Regions from separate parts of the Homo sapiens genome. Here region 1 is linked to region 2. A link is an interaction called in ENCODE POLR2A ChIA-PET data of the cell type or tissue named here. Cell type or tissue: Panc1. All regions are shown on one strand. Links, peaks and the distances in the headings refer to the core of each region. The heading gives the core; the rest is flanking DNA. Region 1 has its middle 71 kb from the start of CPSF6. Region 2 has its middle 96 kb from the start of TODL.

Region 1 (15,266 bases), core at 4,779-9,778, 65 kb before region 2:
CTTACTCTTGGAAGGGCTGTTCCAAGGCCAGGCTCCAGGACCAGGAGGCAATAGAGTACCAGAAGGATATTCTAGAACTTTTGCTCAGAGCACTTGCAGAGCTCTGTACCCCTCACTGTACTCATCCTAGCTGTGAATACCAGTTTAATGTCTTCCCCATAAACTCCATTAAGGGCCTGAGTCCATCCTGTTTTGCCCTGTAGCCCCAGCATTCAGCACTGTGTTGTGTATTGTCACCACCCCCATCCAGGCTTTTATCAGCTCTTACCCGGATCATGGCAATAGCCTCCTTCTACTCTTTCACCTGTCCAATATATTATTCCCACAATATCCTGTGGGTTTTCTTTTTCCTTTTTTTTTTTTTTTTTTTTTTTTTTTGAGACAGGGTCTCACTCTGTTGCCCAAGCTGGAATGCAGTGGTGTGATCTCGGCTCACTGCAACCTCTGCCTCCTGGGTTCAAGCAATTCTCCTGCCTCAGCCTCCCGAGTAGCTGGGATTTCAGGGTTACACCACCATGCCTGGCTAATTTTTGCATTTTTAGTAGAAAGGGGTTTCACCGTGTTGGCCAGGCTGGTCTCAACCTCCAACTTTAAGTGATCCACCCGCCTAGGCCTCCCAAAGTGTAGGGATTACAGCCAGGAGCTACCACACCCGGCCCCACTGTGGGTTTTTAAAAATGCAAATCTATGGGCTGGGCCCAGTGGCTCATGCTTATAATCCCAGCACTCTGGGAGGCCAAAGCAGGTGGATCAGAAGGTCAAGAGATTGAGACCATTCTGGCCAATGTGGTGAAACCCTGTCTCTACTAAAAATGCAAAAATTAGCTGGAAGTGGTAGCATGTGCCTGTAGTCCCAGCTACTCAGGAGGCTGAGGCAGGAGAATCACTTGAAACCAGGAGGCAGAGGTTGCAGTGAGCCGAGATCACGCCACTGCACTCCCGCCTGGCGACAGAGCGAGACTCCATCTCAAAAATAAAAATAAAAAAATATATTTTTGCTATCACCCTGCTTGTAATCCTTCAGTGATTTTCCATCACTCTTAGGACAGAACTCAAATCCCAAACATGGTCTCCAGGCCAAGCCAGCTACTCCGCTTTCTCTGACTTCTTCATGCTATACTTTTGGCCACCTTTCTCCCAGCCTCCCTTCATCTAGTTAATGCCTTCTCATTCTTCAACTCTGTGCCTAAGGGTCATTTCCTTGGAAAAGCCTTCCTTGAAACCCTGGTCTCCCAGGCATTCATTCCAATAGCACCCTGTGCTTCTTTTTCATAACACTTTTCCCAGCTTGTCACTCATTTATTAATATCATTATTGGGGCTGGCGCGGTGGCTCACGCCTGTAATCCCGGCATTTTGGGAGGCCGAGGCGGGCAGATCACGAGGTCAGGAGATAGAGACCATCCTGGCTAACATGGTGAAACCTCGTCTGTACTAAAAACTACAAAAAAATTAGCTGGCTGTAGTGGCGGGCGCCTGTAATCCCAGCTACTCGGGAGGCTGAGGCAGGAGAATGGTGTGAACCCGGGAGGCGGAGCTTGAAGTAAGCCGAGATCACCCCACTGCACTCCAGCCTGGGCAACAGAAAGAGACTTCGTCTCAAAAAAAAAAAAAAAAAAAAATCATTATTGGATTGCCTGTTTCTCTATTTTGACTTGTAACTTCCACGAGTGCAGAGACTGTATCTGTGTTGCTCAGTACCTGGAGTGTAATGGGAACCCTAAATATATCCCGAATTAACTCACGAATACTATAGACACCAAGTCCAGTAATGAGAACTGGTGCTAGGAAAGAACTGTGGAGTTCAGGACCCTGTGGCTTATGGACTAGGCGATCTGCCAGTTATTGGAACCAGGGAGGAAGAATTTAAAGCTGTTTGACATTGCCCATCAAGAGGCGGCCAGAAAGGTGTAAGCAACTCCTGCCTCAGTTCCAGGAGTGGCTCCCTGAACTCTCCCAGCAAGCCTGGACTTCAGTACAGATGAAGATACTATAACTTGCCAGGAATCACCCAACTGGGGGATAGGGGAAGACCCAAGACTCAAACTAGCTCTAAGTTTGGGTGTCTCCTTTCACAAGGAAGAGCTGCTTTTCTTTTGTGTAAGAGCAATCAAGTAGCAGATAAGTAATTACTGCTGTGTATTTGCCCAAGACTTCTGTCCTGCTTCTGCAGGTCTGCCTCTAAGTAACAGCAGCATCTGTGTTACTCATTTATCATCCATCACGTCCAGCTTGGGGACTGAATTGTGATGACTGTTACCTAGAGATGTGTGCAGAACAGCTGTATTCCAGGCTTTGCAGTTGGTGATTTTCTTTTGCCCGTTACGGTGGGCTCAGTCACAGTGAGAATACTAATGGAGCTGCTCGGGAAGCCACATGGGAGCTTGGTCGCACGGCAGAGACACTAACAGCAAAGTGACAGGGCAGGCAGCAAGCTGGGATATGGTTGCTCCTATCTTGGGAAAGGCCTGGACAGCAGCAAAGAAACAGGCTCAGACAGAAGTGCCAGAGATGGGATGTGCAACTGCGTGTCGAACGACATCCTGCATTCCCAGCAGAAAACAATGTCAGCCATATTCACACCAGACTGGGGACTCTAGCAGAAGGAAGACACACTCCATTTTGTTATTTGCTCCAGTATGAAAGGTTTTGGTGAGAGAGAAAGCCTGTCATATTAGGAGGAGTGCGTTCCTGTGTGCAATGAATACTACTAAAGGTACTTTAAGGGATTGTAAACTTAACATTGCCTGTCCACTCTTTGCACTGCTGTGTTTCCAATGATTAAAAGAATTGCTCCTGCTATCTTTTCTGTTTGGCTTTGTTAATACACATCTTTAATTTTAAATCGTTTTGAAAAACAGAATTCACACCTAATGAGAAAACCTTTCCTTATGGAAGCAATTTCTCTTGAGCCAGTTAGAAATTGTAAAATTCTATCTTGGCTTCAGTTCCACAACATTAAAAATATACTATGCACAATGAAGGTCTCAGAAAATGATGTTTATTACCTTTTAAAAATTTACCTAGAATTCTTATTTCTAGTTGTTTACTTAAAAATGACTTTCTATATTTGTTGTCCCTTTTCAAACAATTCTAAAAGCTTTATTTCTAATATTTTTGCTAATTTCTTCTATTATCTACAAGGTTTTGTACCAAATGACCCAACTCAGACAAATGTCTTAAATGAAAGAAGTAAATGGCTGTGTGAAAGTAAAGACAAGCTGTCCCTTAATTTACAGGCTGTGGGATGTTCTTCATGTGTCCTTGGCATTCTTCAGTGAGTTCTGACTTTGAATCTAGATAGGAAATATCTGCAGCAATACGTGAATGTGTTTAGAATCAACCTTTGAAATGTTGAACCACTGTTAAATACTAAATCAATCATGTATCTGAGTCATTTAAGAAATGAGGATTATATAACACACATTTCTTCATACTATATTTTTGGAAGCTGTTACAAACTTAAGATGTTCTTTAAATAAGGCATCATATTTATCATTTATCTCAAGCCATCTTTCCCCTTAGTTGTGCATATTCTAGAAGCAGAGAACTTTCCAACATAACATCAATTCAGTGATTACGGTTGTTTTATTTATGAAAATGAAACCTTGTACTTTTTCATAGTCTTTCTTTTCTTTTTTTTTTAAACCTGTTACTATGTAAATAAGTGTCATAGAATCTCAGCATTGGAAGGGCCCTTTTGGAACTCATCTGAACAGTACAGGTGCCCTTAACATCCCCCTGTTCAGAACTTGGCCTTGGGCATTCGTGAAAGGCTCTCAGCCCTGGGGGTGGGAGCTCTTCACACCTCCCTCTGAACTTGCTTCCTGCGCCTCCTTTGCAAACCTCACACTCCTATTGTTCTCACTCTTATTTCTAGGATTTGCAGCTTTTAGACTCTTCCTGGCTTCCCAGCGAGCCCTCTCCTGGGTGTGTATCCCATTGGCCCTGGCTTTCTCCAGCCTCGGTCCTGCCCAAGGCTCCATTTCTCCTCCCGGGCCAGTCTGGCCTGCCGTGGGAGGGAAGATGGAACAAAACTGTTCCCTGAAAGGTATAATATGTATGAAGCTCCTAAAATGGAATATCTGGAGTGATCAGTGTTTTTGTATGCTGAACAAAATGGCTGGTAGCTGAGGGCTCATCTTAAGTGGCTTCAGGACCCTGCACTCCAAAAACCTCTGGAGAGAGAAGGGCTGGAGATTGAGTTAATCACCAATGACCAATGATTTCATCAATCATGCCCACAGAAATGAAACCTCCATAATAACCCCTAGCCTCCAGGGAGAGTGCTTCTGGGGAGAGGGCATGGAAGCTTCACATACCCCACCCGCCCCATATCTTGCACTTGCCTTTCTTGCATTTGGCTGTTCCTGAGTTGTACCCTTTATTATAAACAAGTGAAAGTCAGTAGAGTGCTTTCCTAAGTTTGGAGTCATTCTGAAGTCATGAGCTAACAAAAATTCTGGACAGAAACACAGTTATAATAAAGTATTAATCAGGTTGCACTTTGATCTACTTCCTGGTAATCCCCAAATCACATAGCAGTATATACTGACCGTCTGCATCCCCATTGTTCCTATAGACAGGATTTCTGACGTTAGAATCATAAGGATTTTGTTTAAGGTAGATAAGCTCTCTGACATAAGAATCACAAGGCTTTTGTTTAGGAATTGCTTAAGGCCAGGCACAGTGGCTCACGCCTGTAATCCCAGCACTTTGGGAAGCTGAGACGGGTGGATCACCTGAGGTCAGGAGTTCGAGACCAGCCTGGCCAACACGGTGAAACCCCGTCTCTACTAAAAATACAAAAATTAGTCGGGCATGGTGACGGGCGCCTATAATCCCAGGTATTTGGGAGGCTGAGGCAGGAGAATCACTTGAATGAACCCAGGAGGCAGAGGTTGCAGTGAGCCAAGATCACACCATTGTACTCCAGTCTGGGCCACAGAGCGAGACTCCATCTCAAAAAAAAAAAAAAAAAAAAAGTAAAAAAAAAAAAAAAAAAAAGCATTGCTTAAGATGTTTTTCAGATCCTGGATTCCCGCAAAACAGCAGATGCCAACCAGTTTGAAGACCCCCATAGAGGAACAGAACCAGCATGAGAACACTGCTTCTTCATGTTTCTGTCCCATGACTTTGCCCTGAACTCTTCAACCAATCGATGATCTGTATACTTCAGCCCACTCCAAAGCTCTTAAAAGCCACAGTCCCAAGCTCTCAAGGTTTCCACCCGTCTCCTTGTTTGGAGGCCCTATTTTAACCGAGTACCCCCATTTTTCTAAGAGAAAGATAATGAGTTTTTATTATGTTTTTCTTTTTTATTTCTTATTTTCTGTTTTCTCCTTTTTCTTCTATTCCCTACTTCCTACTTAGCTGTTTAGAAATGCAATTATAACCTTTTACCTTCCCTTCACCAGACACTCCCTGCAGGGCAAGCTTATCTAACTGTGTGCTTAGAAGCTGCAGAGCAGAACGGTCTCTCACCAGGAGATTGCCTTGAGAGACAACCATCAATTTACAACGAAAAATACAACCTTGTTCTCCCCATAATGGCACCTGTGGATAAAGCACTAAAGCCAGTCACGTGGACCCCCCAACCTGCGTTTCCCTTTCCTGTGTGCCATTCATGCCAAGTTCCCTTTTATTTTATTATTATTATTCTTTGAGACAGAACGTCTCATTCTGTCACCCAGACTGGAGTGCAGGCGCAATCACAGCTCACTGCAGCCTTAACTTCCCAGGCTCAAATGATCCTCCTGCCTCAGCCTCCTGAGTAGCCGAGACTACAGGCACGTGCCACCATGCCCAGCTAATTTTTAAACTTCTTGTAGAGAAGGGGTTTTGCCATGTTGTCCAGGCTGATCTCAAACTCCTGGGCTCAAGTGATCTATCTGCCTGCCTTGGCCTCCCAAAATATTGGGATTACAGGCGTGAGCCACTACTCCCGGCACTCCCCTTTAAAAGTGCCTACTTTCTCCTCCAAAAGCAAAGCAGAGCCCTTAGAGCAGGAAGCCTGTACTTCTTTCCCTAAGCTAGCTCTGGAATAAAAACTCACTTTATACCAAATCTTGATCTTATTAATTGGACTCTGCAAGTGTTACTGGTGTCCAGGTTCTTGGCGTTTTGAATAAAGAATTGAACAAGGCCAGGCGCGGTGGCTCACGCCTGTAATCCCAGCACTTTGGGAGGCCAAGGTGGGTGGATCACCTGACATCAGGAGTTCAAGACCCCAGCCTGGCCAACATGGTGAAACCCTGTCTCTACTAAAAATACAAAAATTAGCCGGACATGGTGGCAGGCACCTGTAATCCCAGCTACTCAGGAGGCTGAGGCAGGAAAATCGCTTGAACCCAGGATGCAGAGGTTGCAGTGAGCTGGGATCGCGCCACTGCACTCCAGCCTGGGCGACAGAGCGAGACTCTGTCTCAAAAAAAAAAAAAAAAAAAAGAATTGAACAAATGCACAAACAAAGCAAGGAAAGAATGAAGCAACAAAAGCAGTGATTTATTGAAAATGAAAGCACACTCCACAGGGTGGGAGCCGCCTAAGCAAGTGGCTCAAGAGCCCAGTTACAGAATTTTCTGGGGTTTAAATACCCTCTAGAGGTTTCCATTGGTTACCTGGTGTATACCGTCTGTAAATGAAGAGGATATTTCTTGTCATAGCTGAAGTGTTTCTATATGATTTAGTTCTACAAAGCCCTTAAGTTCCCTTGCTCCAGGCCCTATTCTCCTGCCTCACAAGCAGCGAAAGACTAAACTTGTGTTTTGGTTACACTATGATTAGACCTCTTTCTCTGCTGCAACCTGGTGTCTCAGCATATTGACCTGCTGTATGCATCAGGCACAGACTTCTTATGGTTACAATTCCAGCAAATTATGGAACCTGAAGGAGGCGGTTGTAGGAACCCCCAGCTTTGTAGCCAACTCAGACAGGAGTATGGATAACCTGGAGACTGGATCCTTGTGACTGGCCTCTGAAGTGAGTGCAGTCTGTGTGACTGAGCTCTTAAACCTGCGAAGTCTGAGCTAGCTCCAGACAGCTGGCACCACAATCAAATTGAATTGTGGCATACTCAAGCTGGTGTTGGAGAATCAGAGAACTGGTTGTGTTACTGGTTGACAGTGTCCAGATTCTTGGAGTTCTGATCAAAGAATTGGACAAAACACACAAATAAAGCAAGGAAAGAATGAAGCAACAAAAGCAGAGATTTATTGAAAATGAAAGCACGTGCCACAGGATGGGAGTGGGCCCAAGCAAGTGGCTCAGGGGCCCCAGTTACAGAATTTTCTGGGGTTTCAATACCCTCTAGAGGTCTCCCATTGGCTACTTGGTGTATGCCCTATGTAAATGAAGAGGATGAAGTCCAGTTACAAAGTCATTTACTCAGTATGCGCCCTATGTAAATGGAGAAGATGTTACTCAGTGTGTGTAGCCTATGTAAATGGAGAGGATGAAGTGAAGTTACAAAGCCATTCACCTTCCTGTCATTGCCGAAGCATTTCCATTTGATTTAGTTCTAGGAAGTCAGCGTGAATCGGCCTTATGTTCCTTGCCTCCAGACCCTATTCTCCTGCCTCAGTTGATCTGAAGAGGAAAAAAGCCTCTCAATAGCCATCATCTCATCTGTAAATATTTTGATACCAGTTTATTTATTTGACAGATGTTTATTGAGCACTTGCTATGTGTCAGGCACTGTGCTTAGAGCTGGGTATAATGCCATCTGACCAGTTGAGAAGGCAGATATTAATGGAAAAGTCACACAAATACATGCAGAATTAATTAGAGACTGCCAGGACAGTAAAGGATGCTTTGAAAGTGTGTCAGGGTGGCTTGATCTGGCCTGGCAAGGGAGTGAAGGAAATAAAAAAATTTTACCCCAAAATACATTTCTTTGACATATTTTGAAGTGGCTGCTACAGGGCCAGCCAAGTGTCTTGCAAAGCTGTCTTTTGTGAGGAAAATTTGCATCTGTAGAGAATCTCCATTGATGCAGCCAGGCCTTCCCTTTCTAGGCCTTTTCCAGAACTAGGAGAGATCAGCTGAGAGACTGACACCTTTAAAAGTCTGAAAAGAAACATACATCATCTGTTCTCTCTGCAGGCTGCTACCTGTGAGGTTTCATCTACATAAGGAGGACCCCTTTGCTAGCCAAGCCTCTTCCCCTCTCCCTCTCGTAACCTATCCTGCCACTAAAACCTGATTTACCAACGTAACCTGTTTTGGGCCGAGCTCTGAGCCTTCATTCTTTCTATAACCTCAAGATGGTACATTAGCTTCTGTACCTCACTGGGGGGGTTGGGTCCTCATTCTGAAGGCTACCTTATATACACGTGAAGTAAATTTGTATGCCTTTTCTCCTACTAATCAATTCTACCTCATGTCAGCGATTTCTCAGCAAACCTTGAGAGGACATAGGGCCTTGACCCCTATAGGGGAGTGGAGACGAAAATGCAATGCAATGAATTTCAGACGCAATGCTGTTATGTACCTAGCTTAATCCAGCTATTTTCAACCCTGAGTGCACATAGAATCTCCTGGAGAACATTAAAAATACCCATGCTTGGGCTACAGCCCCAGATACTCTGATGGAATTGGTCTGGTTATCAATATTTTCTCCAAAGCTCTTTAGGTGAGTCTAAAATGCAGCTAGGATTAAGAGTTTACTGGTTTAAATCCGCATGTTGGTGATTTCAGTGTCCTATACTTTCTTCTCCTCCTCCTCCTCCTTCTTCTTTTTCCTTTTTTTTTTTTTTTTTTGTTTTTCGTTTTTTGAGACAGAATCTTGCTCTGTCTCCCAGGCTGGAGTGCAGTGGCATGATCTCAGCTCACTGTAACCTATGCCTCCCAGGTTCAAGAGATTCTCCTGCCTCAGCCTCCCAAGTAGTAGGGATTACAGACATGCGCCACAACGCCCGGCTAATTTTTGTGTTTTTGGTAGAGACAGGGTTTCGCCATGTTGGCCAAGCTGGTCTCAAACTCCTGGCCTCAAGCAATCCTCCCACCTCAGCCTCCCAAAGTGCTGGGATTACAGGCGTGAGCCACTGCACCCGGCCTATACTTTCTTCTGATGTTCAAATGCAGATCAACTATAATGGAATATATCTAACTGAAAATTTGAAATAACATTGGAAACAATACTTTCTTGTCATTCCTTACTCATTTGAAGTGTCAAAAGACAAAATTACTTTAAAGATCTAATCAGCATTTATTTGCTCTTCTAGAATTGGGCAACATCTCATTGTATAAAATAGAGTAAGTGTTCTGCTGAGCTTAGCAGAGGGCATTGGCTTTCTAGGCAGACAAGAGCTGAAGAAAACAGAAACAAAGGACAAGAAGCAGATTGGTCATTTCAAGATTATCTTCCTTATAGAGTCAAAACAGAGGGAACTTTCTTATCATGCCCTTTGGTAACCTGGGCCCCTTCTGATTGGTTGCTGTGAATCTCTGTTTTATTTTATTTTATTATTTTTTCTTTTTGAAAACTGGCCCATTTCAAAATTCAGTTTGATTATGACACATTTAGCACAACTGACTTCATGCTGGTTTGGTCTGGTCTGCTGGGCCCTAGTGCAGGAACTTAGTCCAAAACAATGGGCTCTCATGAATTTATTCGATAGGGTAACTGTCAATGAATACCTTGCAAGATATATTTTTGTTATGTTTAAATTTTTTTTCTTTTTAAAAAAAGCATATGATTAAATATTTGAAGAAGTAGGAGGGGGTAAGAAAGAAGAAGAAAAGCGGGGACATACCTGTAAACTCACTATCCTGCTGCAAGCACTGAGAATTGCAGTGTATCCTCTTCCCCTTCTCACCCCCGTGCATCTGGGTAGACAATAAATTACTTGGTGATTTAACACCTACCAACAGTTTCAATATAAATTATATATTACATAATATATGTAACAAATTATATATTTTGGGCTGAGAAAAATTCTTGAATCCTGTGACCCCCTCTTTTGCCAACTCAACACAAGCAAGCTCCCATCCTGACCTCTGCTCTTCTCAGTAAAGCATTGCTCTCAGGCTTGGAAGAATAAAACTGGTCTAGCCAAGGTCATGGTGTCCTCCTAGTTGCCAAACTCATAGACTTTCTTGCCCCCTATTTAATTGCTTTCTGCAGCATTGAACACAGTTGAACATTCTACCTCCTTGAAACTCTTACCCCTTGACTTCTGGAACACCACTTCCTCCTCTCACCCCCATTTTTCTTTCTATTTCTCTGTAAACCTAAGTTCCCTCTGCAGTCCCTCTTTCTGCTCCTAGATGTTAGGGTTCCAGAGGATCCCATCTCTGGCTGTTTCCTTTCTCACTTTACCTACCTTTCCACAGAGATTTTCTTCAAGCCCAAAGTCTCAATTACTATTGTCACCCAAAAGACAACCCAGATGGCTACATAGTAGAAAGGAGAGCTGTATTGGCCATATCAGTTTGCCAACTGGGACGAGAAAGTCTCCAGTGTGGACCTAAGGGGGCTCTCTTTTTGAGGAGGGGAAGGGCAGGTTGGGTTTTACACCTTACAGGGCCTGAAGTCGTACATATCCAGCAGGTTTGGGAGAAAAGCTATGCGTATTTGTGAGCAATGCATGAGCAATGGGTAAACATATATATATATAAAACATACATCCCATGATTACTTTTGGGTGGAATTTTAGCATTAAAATGTGATGGAATTTGGCTCTTTTGTCAAAAGTTCAACTATAGGACACAAAATAGACGGTGCAGCCTCTATAAGATGGCTGAAGCTGCCTTAAGGGTCGCAGTTGCTTATCAGGAAAGAATCTCTGTAAGGCCAATCCTCTGTCCATCAGAGTTGCAGTGGTCTGGGTTGTAAATCAGAGTTAGAAGGGGTCTAATAATTGGCCTGATAGCTCCCATTATTAGAGAGTTTAACAAGAGTTTGGTTGTTCTTGGAGCTGTAGGAATTGAGAAATTTGCCATGCCAGCCTGGCCCTGATCCCTCAACCTATAGGTAACTTTTGTTTCCCTAATCTTAGGGTCTACTTAGTTGATAAGGGGCCATTTCAGATCACACTATTGTATCCTGATAAATCCTTGGGGGAAGACTGAAAGGTCAGATAAGCCAACGGTGTAGCAAGAAATGAAATTTGGGAGTCTGTTACTACAGTGTGGCAAGAGTTTCTTTATATAGAGACAAGCTGGATATTTGAACGTTCCCCCTCTCTTTACCACCTGCAACCCAAACCCTGCCTAAAACAGAAGAAAATATAGTGGACTGAGCTGGGCACAGTGGCTCATATCTGTAATCCCAACACTTTGGGAGGCTGAGGGAGGAGGATTGCTTCAGGCCAGGAGTTTGAGACCAGCCTGGGCAACATAGCAAGACTCCAACTCTTCAAAAAATAAACTAGTCAGGCATGGTAGTGCATGCTTATAGTCTTGGCTACTCAGGAGAGCCAGGGAGGCTACAGTGAGCTGTGATTTCTACCTGCATTTCAGCCTGGGCAACAGAGCAAGACCATATCTCAAAAACAAAACAAAATAAAAAAAGAGAGTGGACTGAGCCTACCATTCTGTAGGTGAGGACCTACAGATTCCTCACACCTGTGGACTGTTGCGACCACAGAACTTGGGGCTAAGGAGCCATGTCAATTCACACCTCCACATACTTTCTGTTGGTGTACATCTTTTGCAGGATAAACAGTAGCCTATCCTGAGTCCCAGTCCTCATTCTCACCAATCCTTGAAACCAGAAAGGCTGCTGTTTCTGGCTTAGTTCACTCCCACATCTATAGCTCTAGTCCAAGCCTCTTATCTTAATGCTTCACATATCTGTCTACTAACCTTTTCCACCCTACTGGGTCACAAACCACAAATAGAATCTCCATCTTCTTGCACAAGCCTTCTCAGAATAGACATCCTAATGCAATGGTTGACAGTGTCAAGCCACTATTCCACCCGCTCACTTATGCTGGAAATTTGAAGATCAAAAAACTTTTCTCTTCACCCCTCTGTTGTGGTCTGAATGTCTGTGTTCCTCCAAAATGTGTACGTTGAAATTTATTAGGTTGGTGCAAAAATAATCATGGTTTTTGCCATTGAAAGTAATGGCAGAACCGCAATTACTTTTGCACCAACCTAATCATCCCTGCTGTGTTGCTATTAAGAGGTGGGACCTTTGGGAGGTGACTATATCATAAGGGTGAAGCCCTTGTGAATAGGATTACTGTCTTTGTAAAGCGACCTGAGGGAGCTTGTTGGCCCCTTTTGCCCTTCTCTTCTGCCATGTGACAATACATAGACAGTGCCATCTATAAGGAACAGGCCCAGTTGGGCGCGGTGGCTCACGCCTGTAATCCCAGCACTTTGGGAGGCCAAGGCAGGTGGATCATTTGAGGTCAGGAGTTTGAGAGCACCCTGGCCAACATGGTGAAAACCCTGTCTCTATTAAAAATACAAAAATTAGATAGGTGTGGTGGTACACACCTGTAATCCCAGCTACTCAGGAGGCTGAGGCAGGAGAATTGCTTGAACCTGTGAGGAGGAGGTTGCAGTGAGCTGAGATCGTGCCACTGCACTCCAGCCTGGGTAACAGAGCAAGACTCTGTCTCAAAAAAAAAAAAAAAAGGACAGGCCCTTACCAGACACTGAATCTGCCACCGCCTTGATCTTTAACTTCTCATTCTCCAGAACTGTCAGGAATAAATGTTTGTTGTTTATAAATTACCCAGTCTAAATTTTTTTGTGATAGCAGTAGGAACAGACTAAGACGTCCTTGTATTCAGTTATAGATGGATTCCACCAGATAACCAGTTTTCCAATCTGCTCCCCTCCCCTCTATTGCCCACCGTTGTTGGCTTGATCCAGGCCCCCAGGATCTGTTAAGGTTTCAGATCAAGGCTAGGACAAAGTGTGGAGCTTGTAGCCTTGATTTGAGTATAGAAATATAACCAGAAAATGAGATAATGTATTCTATTAGTGAAAAAAATTAACCTAGTTATAAAGATTATAGTATTGTTTCTGAAAATGGAAAGGGTTATGTAAAGAAAGTCTCCATTTATTTGTATTAATTGAGCTACTACAGATTTATTTTTTTTAATTAAGATTATATTTCTTTTCTCAAGTAAAACAAATTTAGAGAATTTATTGTTGGCTCACTTTCTTTTTAATAACTAGGCCTTTCACTTCCCACAACTTAAACTACATCAATTGTACATTTTCCTACAACTTTTTTATTTGGTTAGTCTTCTTTTTTGTTTTTTTTTTGAGGTGGAGTCTCGCTGTGTCACCCAGCCTGGAGTGCAGTGGTGCGACCTCTGCTCACTGCAACCTCCACCTGCTGGGTTCAAGCAATTCTCCTGCTTCAGCCTCCTGAGTAGCGGGGACTACAGGTGCATGTCACCAAGCCTGACTAATTTTTGTATTTTCTTAGTAGAGACGGGGTTTCACCATGTTGGCCAGGCTGGTCTCGAATTTTTGATCTCTAGTGATCTGCCCACCTCAGCCTCCCAAAGTGCTGGGATTACAGGCTTGAGCCTATTTGTTTATAGGTGCCCAGCCTATTTGTTTAGTCTTCTAAAGGACCAAGGAAGCCAGTTCAGTGAGCTTACATCCTGAAACACAAATATGACCGAAAGTATGTGGCAAGTGCATTTTGGGGACCAGGAATATAAACAGTGTGTTCTTACAATATGCAAAACCAGCACCAATACTTAAAGCCATGTTTGGTAGATTGAAAAGCCCTCCTAAATACCCTACTTTTTCTATATTTTCTCATATTCCTAAATATAAATGATCATTAACAAATGATTATGATGAACACTAATACCATAACTTAATTTCCTGCCAGCTGAGGCCTGGCAGAGTTGAAGCATGCTAAACCTCAAGAGCATGCAATTTCAGAATTGAACAATTAAGCTCAGAGAAGATGAGAGTCGAGGTTACCATGGTAACCTGATCCCACAACCCTGTGTGCAGCCACATTGTTTCAGTGTTTGAGTCACGTGAAGCTGGTTATGATGATTTATACTCCAGGCAATATTTAGGTACAGATATGGGAGTTTCCCTTGTACCATTTTCAGAAAAGACAGATACTTTGAAATCTGCAGAAGAGGGTTGTGTGATTTTTCAGTGAAGTGATATGCATTAATGAAAAGCACAGTAGCTAATCACAGTGCATAGGTTTACACTATGCCATAAAAGTACTAAAATTATGGGCTCTGAAAAAATAATTGCATTGAAATTTAATCATTAAGCATAAGCATATAACTTGTTTTTATTCATTCAGTACTACTGATTAAACCCTACTATGCACTAGACCTTGTTTAGGTGCTGGGGTTCAGTGAACAAAATACGGGACACAAACAATATACAGTAAATAAATAATTTATGATATCTAGTGTGTTTGAATGTGATCAGGACTGTGAGGACAAGGTAAAGCAGGGAAGGGGGATTGAAAATGCTGGGGATAGGAGGGGTGTGGCATGGCAATTTTAAGTTAGGTTGTCAGAGAAGGCTGTATGGAGAGGATAATATGTGAACAGACTCAAAAAGCATGACGGGCTGAGCCACACAGACATTTGGGGAAGAACATTTCGATAGCGGGAACGCCTGTGCAAAGGCCCTGAGGCACAGGCATGCTTGTCATATTCCAGGAGCAATAAGAGAACTGGAGTGGGGTGCATGAAGGAGAAGATAGTAAAAGGTAAGATCGCTCTGATAACCAAGGGCAAGGTCACAGAGGGCCTTGTAGGCTACTGAAAGTATTTTGGCCTTTATTTGAGAGAAGTAGGCAGTCACTAAGAGATTCTGAGCAGAGGATTGACACAATCAGCTAAGAGGCAATAGCAATAACTCAGGGGAGAAACTACAGTGACCAGAAGGTTAGTGATGAAATTGGTCTGATTCTGGGTATATTCTGAAAGTGGTTACAGTAGTATTTCCTGATGGATTATGTGTGGAGCGCCACAGGAAGAGGGGAGTCAAAGGTGACCACAACATTTTGGGCCTAAGCAACTGAAATGATGAGATTGCCATCATTTAAGATGGGGAAGACTGTAGATAGAGTGGGTTTGGTGGTAGAGGTGGTGTGGGATGGAAGCGCAGACTGAAGTTTGAATTATTTATTAGACATACAAGTAGAGAAAGAGAAGACGTTGGATATACAAGCCCTGAGTTTAGGGCAGAGGTCTGGGCTGGAGATATAAAGTTGGCAGTTGTAGGACAAATAGATGGTATATTTCAAGCTACAAGGCTAGGCAAGATGACCAAGGGACTGAGAAGAGGCCAGGCTGAGCTCTGGGG
Region 2 (15,266 bases), core at 5,372-10,371:
CTATTTTCTGGGAAGTACTTTTCTCAAACATCATGATGCAATGATTAGATATACTCTTTCTCAGAGACATCCTCCACCACTAGACTGTCTTCATACAGTACCTTTATCTAGGCAGGGGCAGATTTACTATGAAACAAATAAACTTCAAGATTCAGCACCCTTTACTCATACCTTCCAAGACCTTAGTTATGTTTGTACCCAATTTTATATCCTTTTTTAAAGGAGTGACCTGGCCAGGCACGGTGGCTCATGCCTGTAATCTCAGCACTTTGGGAGGCCAAGGTGGTGGATCACCTGAGCCCAGGAATTTGAGACCAGCCTGGGCAACATGGTGAAATTCTGTCTCTACTAAAAATACAAAAATTAGCCAGGCATGGTGACGCTTGCACCTGTAGTCCCCCCCCAAAAAAATAATAAATAAATAAAAAATAAAAAAAATTAAAAAAAAAGAGTGACCCTACCACCACCTTATTGTATAAGACTTAGGGCTCCAAATCTGCGTTTATTCCTAGTTTTGCTTTACTCTATAGGTGGCTGAGTCCACCCCTAACACATGAAAAGTTTTATTTTTTCTCATTTTATTCTTTAGGAGTAAGCTATTTCTGCTTTGGTCGTGTCCTGCAGTTTATCCCTGTCCCATCTACAAAGAGAGGGATAGGGTCAGTAGCTTGTGTGATAGGTGAAGGCAAAGGGAAGGATTATGTTGAGACTAGGAAAACTTCATTGTGTTTCTGAATGAGAGAAATGGATAAAGACTTCTGACATTTGAAAGAGGAGGAATTGATGGAGAGGAGATTCAGCACGCAGGAGCAGGGGTTGGCCTTACAAAGAAGGAAAGACCCCTCTACCTCTAAGCTAACAGGAAGGCAGCAACAAGAGATGTATTTTAGGTAGATTTAGAAATGGCAGAAGACTTCTGACTCATGTGGTCTTTCTCTTTGGAGTCTGAGAAAACATTATGTGCTATGAGTGAGGGATGTGGAGGTTATATGCAGTGTTTGGAATTCCCAATACGGTGCTGCAAGAGGGAACTCACCAGAGACAGAGAAAGCACTGTTGAACAGGTTTGATGAATCAAGCTTGTAGGGGTCCCAGGAAGTGCCATGACAAGATTCTCCCTCACACAACTCTGAAGCCCAAACAATTCTTCCAGGGACTGGGTCAGTAGAGGAAGGAGAGAAAGGAGGCTAAGGGAGGTGAAGGAAGTGGCACTGTGGATAAAAAAATGTCACTGAAGTGATGAACCAGAGAGGAGCTTGTTTGTAGACAGGGATTTGAGGAACTACAGGTCTTAATGGGGTCAAAGAGCACCTTTAGTGAGAAAAACACCAGGGAAAGAGGAGAGCGTAGCCTGAGCGGGATGTCTCAAAGAGCTGGAGGAAGCATGAGTGAGAACAAGGCCTGGGGTTGCCACCAAAAAATAGCGACCTAGACGGGTTAGAGATTAAGAAAAACACAAAAGAGATCAACGAATCAAGAGATCAAGGCCAGGCCAGGCATGGTGGCCCACACCTGTAATCCTAGCACTTTGGGAGGCTAAGGCGAATGGATCACTTGAGGTCAGGTGTTCAAGACCAGCCTGGCCAACACAGTGAAACCCCGTTTCTGCTAAAAATACAAAAATTAGCCAGGTGCGATGGTCCCAGATACTTGGGAGGCTGAGGCAGTAGAATTGCTTGAACCTGGGAAATGGAGTTTGCAGTGAGCTGAGATCTCGCCACCACTGCGCTCCAGCCTGGGTGACAGAGAGAGACCCTGTCTCAAAAAAAAAAAAAAAAAAAAAAAAAAGAGAGAGAGAGAGAGAGATCAAAGCTAGACATCACTGAAGATAATGGAAGGGTTGAAGACAGATCTCCAAGTAGAAGATGAACGGGGCTGGGCTTTCCAGGGGTGGAAGCAGTAGGAATTGAAAGAGGAATAAAGTGTCCATATCTGAATCCCTAGAACCTATATCTAAAAAGGGTTTGGCAGGAGTAATTAAATTAAGGATTTTGAGACGGGGAGATGATCCTGGATTCTCGGAGTGGGATCAATGTAATCATGAGTATTCTTAAATGACAGAAAAGGGAGGCAAAAGAGCTAGAGGAGATGTGATGACAGCTGAAACAGAGGACTGAGTGAAGCGATGGCTGCCTTCAGAGGTGGAGGAAGCAGTCATTAACTAAGAAATGCAAGTGGCCTCTAGATGCTGAAATAGGCAGGCAAACAGATTCTCCCCTAGAGCTTCCAGAAGGAACACAATCCTGCTGACACCTTGATTTTAGCCCAGTGATACCCACTTTTTTATAGACCTCCAGAACTATAAGATAATAAATCTATGATGATGATTATTATTTTTTTGAGATAGAATCTCACTCTGTTGCCCAGGCTGGAGTGCAGTGGCACGATCTCGGCTCACTGCAAACTCTGCCTCCCAGGTTCAAGCGATTCTCCTGCCTCAGCCTCCTGAGTAGCTGGGATTACAGGTGCCCGCCACCACGCCTAGCTAATTTTTGTATTTTTAGTAGAGACAGGGTTTCACCATGTTGACCAGGCTGGCCTCAAATGCCTGACCTTAGGTGATCCGCCCACCTGGGCCTCACAAAGTGCTGGCATCACAGGTGTGAGCCACCCAGCCCGGCCAAATCTGTGATGTTTTAAGCCACTTAGTTTAAGCCTATTTACAGCAGCAATAGGAAACTAATATAGACGGAAAGCTGATTGATATAAATTTTGTTTAAGAAAGGGGTTTTGAAAGAATGTGAAAGAGTGGTGCTCTGCAGGTAGAAGCCTAGAGCCAGAAGATAATACCTCTGGCCATCAGTGAGACCATGTGCACAAGAATGAGCTGGCTCCACTTGAGAGGGTGGCAGGGACACAGAATTCTCCAGGGAAATCCAAGTTTCAGTTAAAGCCAGAAAGTGGAGGACATAGTGAGTGAAAAGGTTAAGAGCATAGAGAACTGTTTTTAAATATTTGGCACTAGAACAAGAATTTCAAAGGGTACAGTGTAAATAGAAGCTAGGTTGGGAGAAGACGGAGTTGAGCAGGAATAAGAATGTGTAACAGGATCTGTGACCTCCAGGGGGTTGCATGCTGGGTGCCAGTACTGAGAATCACAGGAAAAAGGGAGGCTGGGCCTTGAGAGGGGGCTAAGAAGGACCGAAATTGAGCTAAGTTTGCTCAGCAGTTGCAATCAAATGCCTTTTGGCTCTCTCTTCAATTCTGCTGGCTAGCTTTGATGTATGGTGCCTGCACTGCTGGCCTAAGTCAAATTCTGTAATAACATTTTTACTTTTTAAAGGACTGAGACCTTACGACTGAGTTTAAGATAAAAAAAATTTAAAAAAGGACTGAGATTAATTTTATGCAGAACAGCATTCCAAATATAATGCTAATGAATTAATAATTGTCATAAACAAGTCTAAATAAATTTGTTTCTTCACTGCTATAATAAAAATATGCTTCTGATTAGAGAGTGAATTGCCCATATTAGGCTCATAAGTGCTCCCTGGATTTAACTGAATTAAGATGAGTCACAAAGTATTGGAAATCTTGGATTTAGCTCCATGTAAGTGCATGATACTCCTAAGTCATGCTTGCCTTATTACAAGACAGAGAGATGAACCCCTGCCATGGAATCATGAGAGAGCTGGGCAGAAAAGAACCTTCCATACCACTGCCAGGTTTATGACTATAGGGTCTCAAACTCTGTTAGGTGGGCTCAACCACGTGAGGTCAAGACCCTCCTTTTGTACCTCTGTGATGTGGTTTGTATGTTTGTCCCCTCCATATCTCATGTTGAATTGTAATCCCCAATGTTGAAGGTGGGATTTGGTGGGGGGTGTTTGTCTCACGGGGGTAGATCTCTCATGAATGGCTTAGTACCATCACCTTGGCGATGAGTGAGCTCTCGCGCTGAGTTCCCACGAGATCTGGTTGTTTAAAAGGGTGTGGCACCTCTCTGCCCCTCTCTTGCCATGTGACGTGCTGGCTCCCCGTCATCTTCCACTGTGATTGTAAGCTTCCTGAGGCCTCACCAGGAGCAGATGCAGGCCCCATGCTTCTTGTACAGCCTGCAGCATCCTGAGCCAAAATAAACTTCTTTTCCTTATAAGTTACCCAGTCTTAGGAGTTTCTCTATAGCAATGCAAAAGTGGACTAATACACTTTGGTACAAGAACTAGAACAAAAGAAGCCACTTGGTTTCTTTCTGTAAGGCTGAGCCCCTGAATCCTGGCTTATTATCAGTTTCATGGCAAGAAGAAGCAGGAAGGGCAGGCTCAAAGAAAAAAATAGTGGAAAGATAACATTTCTCTAAAGGAAACAGAGCAGAGCTGACCTTAGCCACTCACCCTTTGGCCTTCCCAGGATGGGCATCCCTCCCAAGCAGCTGGTCACCCCAGGTCTCTCTTACCATACTCATTGCACAGATAAGAAAAAGCACCCAAGACAGGCAACAACAGAAAGAGATAGAAATTAAAATTAAAAAAAAAAAAAAACTAGTTATTGGCAAGGCAGGGCTTTAAACCTCTTTGTTAGTTATATCAAATGTTCCACCCCTCATACCATGGCCCAATTATGTCCTTGGCTTTCACTCACATCAAACACTTCCCTCCCTGGAGTGGAGTTGGAGGGTGGGGAGCACTGAGTCCCCAGCTAAGAACTATCAAATAAGTATTCTCTTTCAAACGGCAAGCTCATAAGCTAAAAGTTATTGATGTGTATATTCACTGCGTATATGTTCATCTGTCCCTTCCTATGTACCAAGCTAATTACTTCTTTAATTAAGCACTCTTTACTTTTATTAGAGTTGTTAGCATATTTAGGAACATTTGCTGCTCTTGGTTTCCCAGCGGACCAAGGTGTGCATTTTCAGGAACCAGCTGGTGTTATTTGTGCAGTGTGTATCAGGTGTGAGAAGGATAATTTAGTGCCTTTCAAATACCTAGTTTCTTCCCCTTCAAGTGGGCGCACCTACATCTGAACCTGGTGTCTGGCTACCCTCAAATATTGCTGAACACTGATGTTGGCCAGCTAACAGTTTCCAAAGCCAGACATATTGGAACCACTTGTCTGTGAATCCTGAGTTGCTGCAGAGGGAGATGTGGTTTTGAGTACCCTGCCGAGTTCAGGGGCGGTGGAAGGTAGGACTGAGGCACACAGAATCACAGCGGTGTCTGCATGTGGTGTCACCCTGAGGCTGTCTCATGATATTATAGTTACCCTTGGCGCAGTAAAAGCAAAGGGAATATACTGAATTAGCTGACTACTTTTCCTTTCTTAAATATTAAGCTGGGCATTCTCAGGGATGATCCTTATCCTTCTGGAGACCAGAGGCTCCAATAGGGCCAGCTTCATGAGTGTACAACCTGTGTAGACACACAGCACACTATTCTTAGAAGGGGCCCATGTTTGCTTGGTTTAATGCTCTATTGTTGCTATCTTGATACGCTTAATAACTTTTTTTTTTTTTTGAGTCAGGGTCTTGCTAAGTTACCCAGGCTGGAATGCAGTGGCTATTCACAGATGCAGTCATAGCATAGTACAGCCTCAAACTCCTGGGCTCAAGCGATCATCCTGCCTCAGCCTCCTGAGTGCCTTCTTAATAACTTTTTAACAAGGGCCCTGGCATTTTCAGTCTGTACTGTGCTCCACAAATTATTTGGCCTCTCTTGGTCTACAATATGGTTGCTTTCATCAAGAGCTCTCTAATTTCAGAATTACTTCTATAGTAGTCCATAATTTTCTTTTGCATCCATTTATTTACACAACTCCATACATTTTCCAGACTGCAGGTTTCCTGAGGCTATGGGCTTTCTTATCTCTTTTTCTCCAGGGCCTAGCAGAATGCCTGACATATCATAAGTGCTCAGAAAATATTTGTTGAATGATTGAATGTTTGAAAGAGGCCTCAGGGATATTCCCATAGCCAAGGTAACAAGTAGACTATTGGGATAGTGCCACATTTGGTAGGTATCAAGTTCGCTATAAAAGGGGTCATTAATTCTGGATACTCCCTTCCTACCTCCTCCTCAACCACTTCTCTGTGTCTGAACTGTAAGCTGCTTTAATGCTTGGTTGCCCACAGTGATTCTTTGCTCACCTGATTCCTGATTCTGTAAGCTGAGCAGGGAGCTTTTTACTGCCCTAGACAACCATGTTTAGAGGACAGAGCTGAGCTCCTGTTATAAGCGTTCAGGGATACAGATCTTAGAGTTTTGACTTTGGGCCTCAGGAAGCTTTCACTCTGGCCCACTGAGCTGTGGGGTCTTAGAGAAGTAAATGTGAGAAAAAACACCACAGATTCCAAGGCAGTTAAACAAAAAAGTGCCATCCTGCTCACTCCTGGGAGTCGGACAATGAACCCGGCACATGTCAGCACTAGCAGGTCTGTGCTGTGGGTCATGGTGGAGGCACTGTCCTTGGAACATTTAAGGTGTTCCTGAGCCTAGTCCACAATTTTTATTGTATTTTAAATAAATTAGAGGAGAGCTAATTAAAAGAAATACCTAAATCTAGGAACCACAAATAAGATTCACTTCAATTGGCTACTTGCAACACCTTGTAGATAGTGCTCTGAGGCAGAAAAGAGTGTGGTGATCAACCAGTAATGCCTGCATGGGCACCTAAGCTAGCATTTACTGAGAGTTTAGCACACTGTCTAATACACTGTAAATGCTCCAGGCACATTTGTTGTCTGAATAAATAGATCAGCGAGGATTCTTTAAGTGTCCCTGGAACTACATAGGCAATTTTGAATAAATCCAGCTTCTTCAGCTTGAGCTTCAGTTTCCTTAGCTGTAAAAAGACTTGATGGTTCAAAATATCTTCTAGCTTTAATATTCTGTAATCCTGTCTATCTCTTTGTAAAATGAAGACTATCTGTGTTAAATAATACCCCGTCAAAACTCCATTTTGTTTGTATATGCCTAAGGCTTCATTTTTTAAAGCCTTACTGTGGGGGACTGTCTTAATTTCTAATGCAGCAAAATGCATAAAATATGTTTCATAGAGTGGCCAGGGTACATTTCTTTTGAATCTGAACTGTGGCAAACCTGGACTAATCTGTGGCTAATGATGAGAACCAAGTCTTACAAGAACTACATCTTGTGGTGTCTCATGCCTGTAATTCTAGCACTTTAGGAGGCCAAAGCAGGAGGATCACTTGAGCTGAGGAGTTTAAGACCAGCCTGGGCAACATAATGAGACCCCATCTCTACAAAAATAAAAAAATTAGCCAGGTATGGTGGAGCATGCCTATATTCCCAGCTAGTTGGGAAGGTGAGGCACGAGAATCACTTGAACCTGTGAGGTGAGGTTGCAGTGAGCTGTGATTGTGCCACTGCACTCCAGCTTGAGCAACAGAGTGAGACGCTGTCTCAAAAAAAAAGAAAAGAAGAATTACATCTTGAAGTGACCACTGTGACTTAGGACCCAAATCTATGGCTTTGTTTCTTTAATGTTTTCTAAATTCAAGAGACATATGTCCTCTTCAGATATTTGTGTTACTTTTATTGATTCTAAACCATACATGATTCTTCATGGTAAAAACTGAAAATGGAGACATACGTTTTACTGTGGCTTTTATGGAGGGGGCTAAGCCAGAATATAGTCGCTCGCTGCATTTTTCTCTTTCATCTTCCGGCAGTTATTCCCCATCTCCCATCTCCCCCACCCCACCCCACTCATTCTTTCCACCTCTTCACCGTTAGCAAGTAATAGCTTCTTTCTAACTTCAAGAGAGGCTGCCCAGGGAACTTCTTAGGAAGATGGCCCACAGACACAGAGAACCAGATACAGTAATAGGGTGTTTAAATGGGGGAGAACCAGGGCATGGTAAATTTACCATTATTACTATTTATTTTAATTTCTTTTTTTTTTTTTTTTTTTTGAGATAGGGTTTTGCTCTCTTACCCAGCTGGAGTGCGCTGGTGTGATCATAGCTTACTGCAGCCTCAAACTCCTGGGCTCAAGCAGTCCTCCCACCTCATTCTCCCAAGTAGCTGGGACTATAGGCATGTTCCACCAGGCCTGGCTTTTGTTTTTGTTTGAATGAGAAAGAAATCAGAGAGTCACAGGGATCTTCTTGTGGAGCTTGTCTAGTGCTTCAGCATCAGAACAATCATCTAGTTTAATTTATGGAAAGCATGGCACGTTAGGAAACCTTATTGACTCTGTGGGCACACGCATGGTCAGCACTAACAATTGCTCACATGGGCAACTTCAAGAACCCCGAGACTCCTTCCTGATCCACATGACTTCCTCTTTCACTTCCCTTGATCTCTGAACAGCTTTATTAGATATTCATTCTTTGCAGTTAAGAATTGACCCATAATAAAACCACAATGCTCATGGAAGAGATAATACATTGAATAACTACCAGCCACTAACTGGTAGTTATTCAGTATGTTTATTTTTGTTTTTGAGACAGAGTTTTGCTCTTGTTGCCCAGGCTGGAGTGCAATGGTGCAATCTTGGCTCACTGCAACCTCCACCTCCCAGGTTCAAGCGATTCTCCTGCCTCAGCCTCCCAAGTAGCTGGGATTACAGGCATGTGCCACCATGTCCGGCTAATTTTTTGTATTTTTAGTAGAGATGGGGTTTCACCATGTTGGCCAGGCTGGTCTGGAACTCCTGACCTCAGGTGATCCACCCACCTTGGCCTCATAAAGTGCTGGGATTACAGGCATGAGCCACAGCACCCAGCCTTATTCAGTTTATTTTTATCGCAAAAGTAAGATGCTTTGCTTGTAAAACAAACAAACAAAAAAAACAACAAAAAAAATCTAAACATTACAAATAAAGCTAAAGCATCCCTTGAGCAGGACCACAATGTCACACAGGTTCACAGAGATTACCTTGCCCTGTGAGTTATGCAGTGTTGACCGGGAGACCCTGCCAGGGACCACCTGTTCTCCACCCCCAACCCTATCCTCTCACCAGCCAAAAACATTGCTGTCAGTTTAGTGTAAATCTTCCCAGGTATTTTCTGTGCATCTGCATACAAACATATGAGGGCACTTCAATAAGTTTGTGGAAGAATTGAATTAAAAGATAAAAATAAAAAATATATAAACTTTATTTCTTAACATAAGCTCTATCAAGTTCAAGACACTTTCGTAAGCAATGATACCAGCCATTTAGTCCCTCCCTAAAGAACTGAGAATCCTGGGAACTTAACCATGTCTATGCAGTCTTTTTCACATTATTAACTCAAGAAAAATAGGGGCCCTTTAAGGATGTTTTAAGATTAGGAAACAAAAAGAAACCAGAAGGAGCCAAATCAGACTGTAAGGTGGATGCCTGATAATATCCCTTGGGAGCTCACAAAATTGCCCTTGTTTGACGAAAGAAATGAGCAGGAACATTGTGATGGTGGAGAAGGACTCTCTGTTGAAGCTTTCCTGGGCATTTTTCTGCTAAAGCTTTGGCTAACCTTCTCAAAACATGATCATAGCAAGCAGATGTTATTGTTCTTTGGCCCTCCAGAAAGTCAACAAACAAAATGCCTTGGGCATCCTCCAAACCTGTTGCCATGACCGTTGCTCTTGACCTTTGCTTTTGTTTTAACTGGACCGCTTCCACTGGTAGCTGTTGTTCTGATTGGCTTTGCCTTCAGGATCATACCAGTAGAGCCATGTTTCATCTCACGTTACAGTTCTTCGAAGAAATGCTTCAGGACCTTGATCCCACTTGTTTCCAGTTTCCATTGAAAGCTCTGCTCTCATCTGTAGCTGATCTGGGTGCAATGGTTTTGGTACTCATTGAAGGGAAAGTTTGCTTAACTTTAAATTTTCAGTCAGAATTGTGTAAACTGAACAAGTCGGGATGTCTATGGTGTTGGCCATTGTTTGTGCTGTTAATTGTTTATCTTCTTCAGTTAAGGCACAAACAAAATGAATTTTTTCCTTGCAAATTAATGTGGATGGTCTGCCACTGAAATGATGGGATTCATTTTCAATACTGTCTCCTCCCTTCTTAAAACAAATTATCCCTTTATGAACAGATGACTCCCTTGGGGGCATTGTCTCCATAAACTTTTTGTAAAGCATTAATGATTTCACCATTCTTCCATCCACGCTTTACCATAAATTTGATGTCTGTTTTTGCTTCAATTTTAGCAGAATTCATTCTGGTAAAGGTAAGGGCTCTTTTCAAACTGATGTCTTATCCTTCTTAGAGCATCGGCTAGATCCTGTTTAGACATATTATAACAAGTTAGTATGAGTTTATTTTGATCCCCAAAAAATTAAAATGCATGCATAGTTTTTTTCATGAGTGCATTTTCCATGAATTTTTGAAGACCCCTTGGTATGTACCCACAGTACGTAAGGAACTATTTTGTTTTGTATTCCTTTTTGTATAAATGATATCATGATGTATCTATCTTTCCACAATGTGTTTTTTTTTTTTTTTGAGATAGAGTCCCATTTTGTTGCCCAGGCTGGAGTGCAATGGTGCCATCTTGGCTCACTGCAGCGTCTGCCTCCCTGGTTCAAGCGATTCTCCTGCCTCAGCCTCCCAAAAGCTGTGATTACAGGTGCGCACCACTATGCCCAGCTAATTTTTGTATTTTTAGTAGCGATGGGGTTTCACCTTATTGATCAGGCTGGTCTCAAACTCCTGACCTCAGATGATTCACCCACCTTGGCCTCCCAAAGTGCTGGGATTACAGGCATGAGACACTGCACCCTGCCTGCAACGTGATTTTTAAAACTTAACATTACTTGGACTTCTTCCCATATCAGTGTCTACATTTTTTTTTTTTTGGGACAGAATCTCGCTCTGTTGCCCAGGCTGGAGTGCAGTGGTGCAATCTCGGCTCACTGCAACCTCCGCCTCCTGGTTTCAAGCAATTATCCTGCCTCAGCCTCCCGAGTAGCTGGGACTACAGGCGCACGCCACTGCACCAGGCTAATTTTTGTATTTTTAGTAGAGATGGGGTTTCACCATGTTGGCCAGGCTGGTCTCAAACTCTTGACCTCATGATCCACCCGCCTCGGCCTCCCAAAGTGCTGGGATTACAGGCGTGAGCCATTGCGTCCGACCTCTACATTTTTATGTATTAAAACACAACCAATTTTACACATGGTTAAAAAAAGTCAAATAACAGAAAACATAAAAGCAGCGTTTCTCCTTCTTAATACTCCTTCCTCTTGGTCCCACAGCTCTGAGGGAGCTGCTTTTAACGACTGGTTCAAATGCTTCTGACTTTTATGTCTATACATAATATTTATTGATTTATCTATTTGAAATATTGCCTTTTAACTTTCTGTGAGGATGGATGAGGGTTTAACTTCATTTCACTGCCCCTGTGTGCCCGCTTTCACCACAGTCAGTTCCTCCACTGGGCTCACCTGTACCTCCAGCCAACTCAACCTCCACTCCTTGTTTCATCTACAATTGTGACTCTCGAATTACCTGTCACTTGAAAGTCAGCGATAAGGAAATTTCGCATGTCCTGTCTTCCATGGTAGAGCTCTATTAATTTTTTCTTGCCAAGACTGATAATACATTTTATTGTGACACCATAATTAATCTTCCATGATTGATCCATAGATTGGTTTTAGTAGCTGAAAAACAACGGAATGCCAACGGAATTTGCATTGTAATGCCCAGGCAAGCAGTGCTCACTGCAGAGCCCAGCAATGTTGAGATGGCCCTTCTCTCCTTTCAGATCTGTGGTCAGAGCCTCTCATGCCTCTCAAAGGAGACAATTTAGAGCTTTAAGTAGAAATGAGTTAGTTCTTCTGTTCCTTCCCCTCCTCCTGCTCCTCTTCTCCATCTTCTTATGTCTCTCCCCCGCCCCCTTCTTCTCTGCCTCACGTTCTATACTCGCACTTTCCTTTTCCACTGTGTGTCTTTTACTCACACCTCCCATCTCAGGCCCTCTCCTCACTCCCACACTTCTGCTTCCTGGCTTCACTCAGATGGGCGCCTCCTGTGGATTCAGGCTGGCTGCTATTCATTTTGGTTTCGTCTGCTTTGTGAACTCTCTTTTCTTCACTCTGTTTTCCAGAAGTATTTAAAAACTCTCCTATTCTCTGTTGTTGTAGAGAGAAAAAAAAAAATTCTGGCAGGGCGTGGTGGCTCTTGCCTGTAATACTAGCACTTTGGGAAGCCAAGGCAAGAAGATCACTTGAGGCCAGGAGTTGGAGACCAGTCTGGGCAGCATAGGGAGACCCTGTCTCTGAAACATAAAAATAAAAAAAAACAACCAGGTATGGTGATGCACACCTGTAGTCCCAACTGCTTGGGAAGCTGAGGCAGCAGGATTGCTTGAGCCCAGGTTGTTGAGGCAGCAGTAAACCATGATTGCACCACTGCACTTCAGCCTGGGCAACTGAGCAAGACTCTGTCTCTTAAAAAATAAATAATTAAAATTTAAAAATTCTTTCATCATGATTTGGAAAAAAAATTCTTTTGCTGCCATTTGAACGGTGTCTTAGATGAGGAGCATAGACAAATGCTTGTGCTCAACTGCTCTCTTGATCCCAGATATTATTAATATCATCATGTAAATTGGTCACCCTGATCTTTTCCAAAAGGAGAACAATCTGAGAGAGGATTTTTGAATGTGGAAGACAGAAAATAATCACTAACGACAAATAGCATTTTCTGAATTTTCTTCATTTTTTCTATAATATCTGACACCATTGGCCACTCCCTTTTTTGAAAGTTTCTCCTCCATTAACTTTTTTGTTTGAGATGCAGTTTCGCTCTCGTGTCCAGGCTAGAGTGCAATGGCACGATCTCAGCTCACTGCAAACTCCGCCTCCTCGGTTCAAACTATTCCCCTGCCTCAGCCTCCCAAGTAGCTGGGATCTTGGATTACAGGTGCCCACCACCACAGCCAGCTAATTTTTGTATTTTTAGTAGAGACGGGGTTTTACCATGTTGGCCAGGCTGGTCTCGAACTCCTGACCTCAAGTGATCCGCCCACCTCGACTTCCCAAAGTGCTGGAATTACAGAAGTGAGCCACCGCACCTGGCCTCTCTGTTAACTTTTAAGATCCTGTTCTTCTTGCTGTCTTCTCAGCTTAAAAACTCTTTTACCAGCTCCTTTTCCTATGCTTGTCTCTAATGAGTCATCCTCATTCTTCTCTTCTCTATTGTTACACTACCCACAGGCCTCCAGATTTTTATCTCCAATGCCAAAATCCTCTCTGAACTCCAGATTTTCCTCTCAGGCTGCTTACAGGACATCTTTGCCTGCATGTTCCACAGACACACCAGACTCTACTTGCTGAAAAGTGAGATCAGCATCTTTCTATCACATCTGCTTCTCCTACATGTGTCTTATCTTGCTTAACAGAAACACTGTCCAATTAGTCCCTGAAGCTAGAAACTTTAATTCTACCTCTCTGTGGCAGATGCTGGTCACAAACTTATTTCCCATTCCTCCTGTGCACAGCTAAACAATGCTTCCCGGGCTCCACCGCTGTTAGGTATGGCTGACAGAACAGGAGGAAGTGATATATGTCACTTCCAGGTCTGGCCCCCACAGGCAGTCTTCCTTGAGGTCTTCCACTCTCTTCTTCTGTGCCTCTTTGCTGGCTGGAGGTTGACAGCAGGACTCGTTTTTCCCTTTGTGCATGGTGGAAAGAGCAGTATAAAGTTCTCCTTGACTGAGGAAGGGAAGTCACAGCTTCCAAAGGGATTGTTACTGAGAATGCACTTACCCAGTGTGGTGATGAATTTCATGTGTCAACTTAGCAAGGCTATGGTGCCTAGTTGTTAGGTCAAACACTAGTCTAGATGCTGCTGTGAATATATTTTTTAGATGTGATTAACATTTAGAATCAGTAGGCTTTAAATTAAGCAAATTACCCTCTATAATGTGGATGGACTTAGTCCAATTTGTTGAAAGCCTTAAAAGCAAAGACAGGTTTCCTGAACAAAAAGAAATCGTGCCTCAAGACTGCAGCATAGAAACCCTGCCTGAGTTTCCAGCCTGCTGCCTGCCCTGAAGATTTTGGATTTGCCAGCCACACAATTGTATGAGCCAATTCCTTAAAATAAATCTCTCTTAATCTTTCTTTCAATCTCTTAATCTCTCTCCCTCTATCTATATCCTATTGGTTCTAATTCTCTGGAGAACCCTGACTAGTACACCAAGAAACGAGCCAGTTCCTCTCTATAAGATCCTTTTAACATTCCTATTATGTCAGTGTGAGACTGGATTTAAGTTGTGTCTGTACACATACCAGATCCTGCCCAGGGAGACAAATAAATTGCAAAGTTTTTCTTGAGAGTTGAAGCATAATGGCCCCTTCCCCATCCTGTCCCCATAATAGAGTTTTGGCAAACAAGCCTACAGAACAGACACCCCAATCTTCCCCTTGCTCTCTTCTCAACTTAAAAACTCTTTTACCAGCTCTTTTTTTCTATGCTTGTCTCTAATGAGTCATCCTCATTCTTCTCTCTCTATTGTTATACTATACTACTCATTTCCCACTCCCCCTGTGCACAGGAGGAATGGGAAATAAATTTGTGGCCAGCATCTGCCACAGAGTGGCAGAATCAAAGTTTCTAGCTTCAGGGACTAATTGGATGGTGTTTCTGTTAAGCAAGATAAGACACATGTAGGAGAAGCAGATGTGATAGAAAGATGCTGATCTCACTTTTCAGCAAGTAAAGTCTGGTGTGTTTGTGGAACATGTAGGCAAAGATATTCTGTAAGCAGCCTGAGAGGAAAATCTGGAGTTAGGGAGGATTTTGGCATTGGAGATAAAAATTTGGATCCTACTCCAGTTTTATTGGAAACCTAAGAGTAACTTAAAAAACAATAGAGTTGCCTACTTAGAGGGTCACTGATAAAAAAAACATTTTTTTTCTCTGTCAATTGATACTGGGACAGGCCCCCCCAAAAATGTGCACCTAGGAGGCTGGAATATCCTCTCACAAACATTCTCTTGAAAACATCTCATGCATCTCCCATCCCACGCTTGCGCAAAAACCCAGATTGAGGCTAGAGAGTAACAGGGATCCTGAAGTCAGCTGCAGAAAGTCACATCTATCTTGGCTAGGGCTGAAGGTTGCAGCTAAGACATAGTAGCCACCCCCCAAGAAGCAGTCAAATACTGAACCAGAAAAAAAGAAAAAAGAAAAAAGAAACACAGAAAAGGTACTATGTTGCCGGAGGCATTGTCAGACCTTAAGAAGAGTGGATGTGGAATTACCTGAATTGGTGTCTCATCTAATTCTAAGGTCAAGATATCATGCAAAGCCTGGGCATAACTGGAAAGTTAGAGATCCCCTTGGCCTGTTCACCAAGCGGAATT

What was found. ChIA-PET counts read pairs that join two places held together with the same protein. Peaks named below come from ENCODE experiments on the same cell type or tissue, not always from the same donor. Only the 100,000 strongest peaks of a DNase experiment are listed, where the experiment ranks them.
Region 1: POLR2A ChIA-PET joins it to region 2 with 13 read pairs; 3 of 35 experiments call an interaction of 5 or more read pairs at or near these places.

What each region holds. Positions count from the first base shown.
Region 1 is chr12:69,160,697-69,175,962 of GRCh38, reverse strand. No RefSeq gene overlaps it. Among named protein-coding and RNA genes, the nearest start is that of CPSF6, 71 kb to the left of the region's middle. In Panc1, for the core only: no CTCF peak of the experiment used is centred there; no DNase peak of the experiment used is centred there.
Region 2 is chr12:69,096,007-69,111,272 of GRCh38, reverse strand. No RefSeq gene overlaps it. Among named protein-coding and RNA genes, the nearest start is that of TODL, 96 kb to the right of the region's middle. In Panc1, for the core only: no CTCF peak of the experiment used is centred there; no DNase peak of the experiment used is centred there; H3K27ac peaks cover 2,654 bases.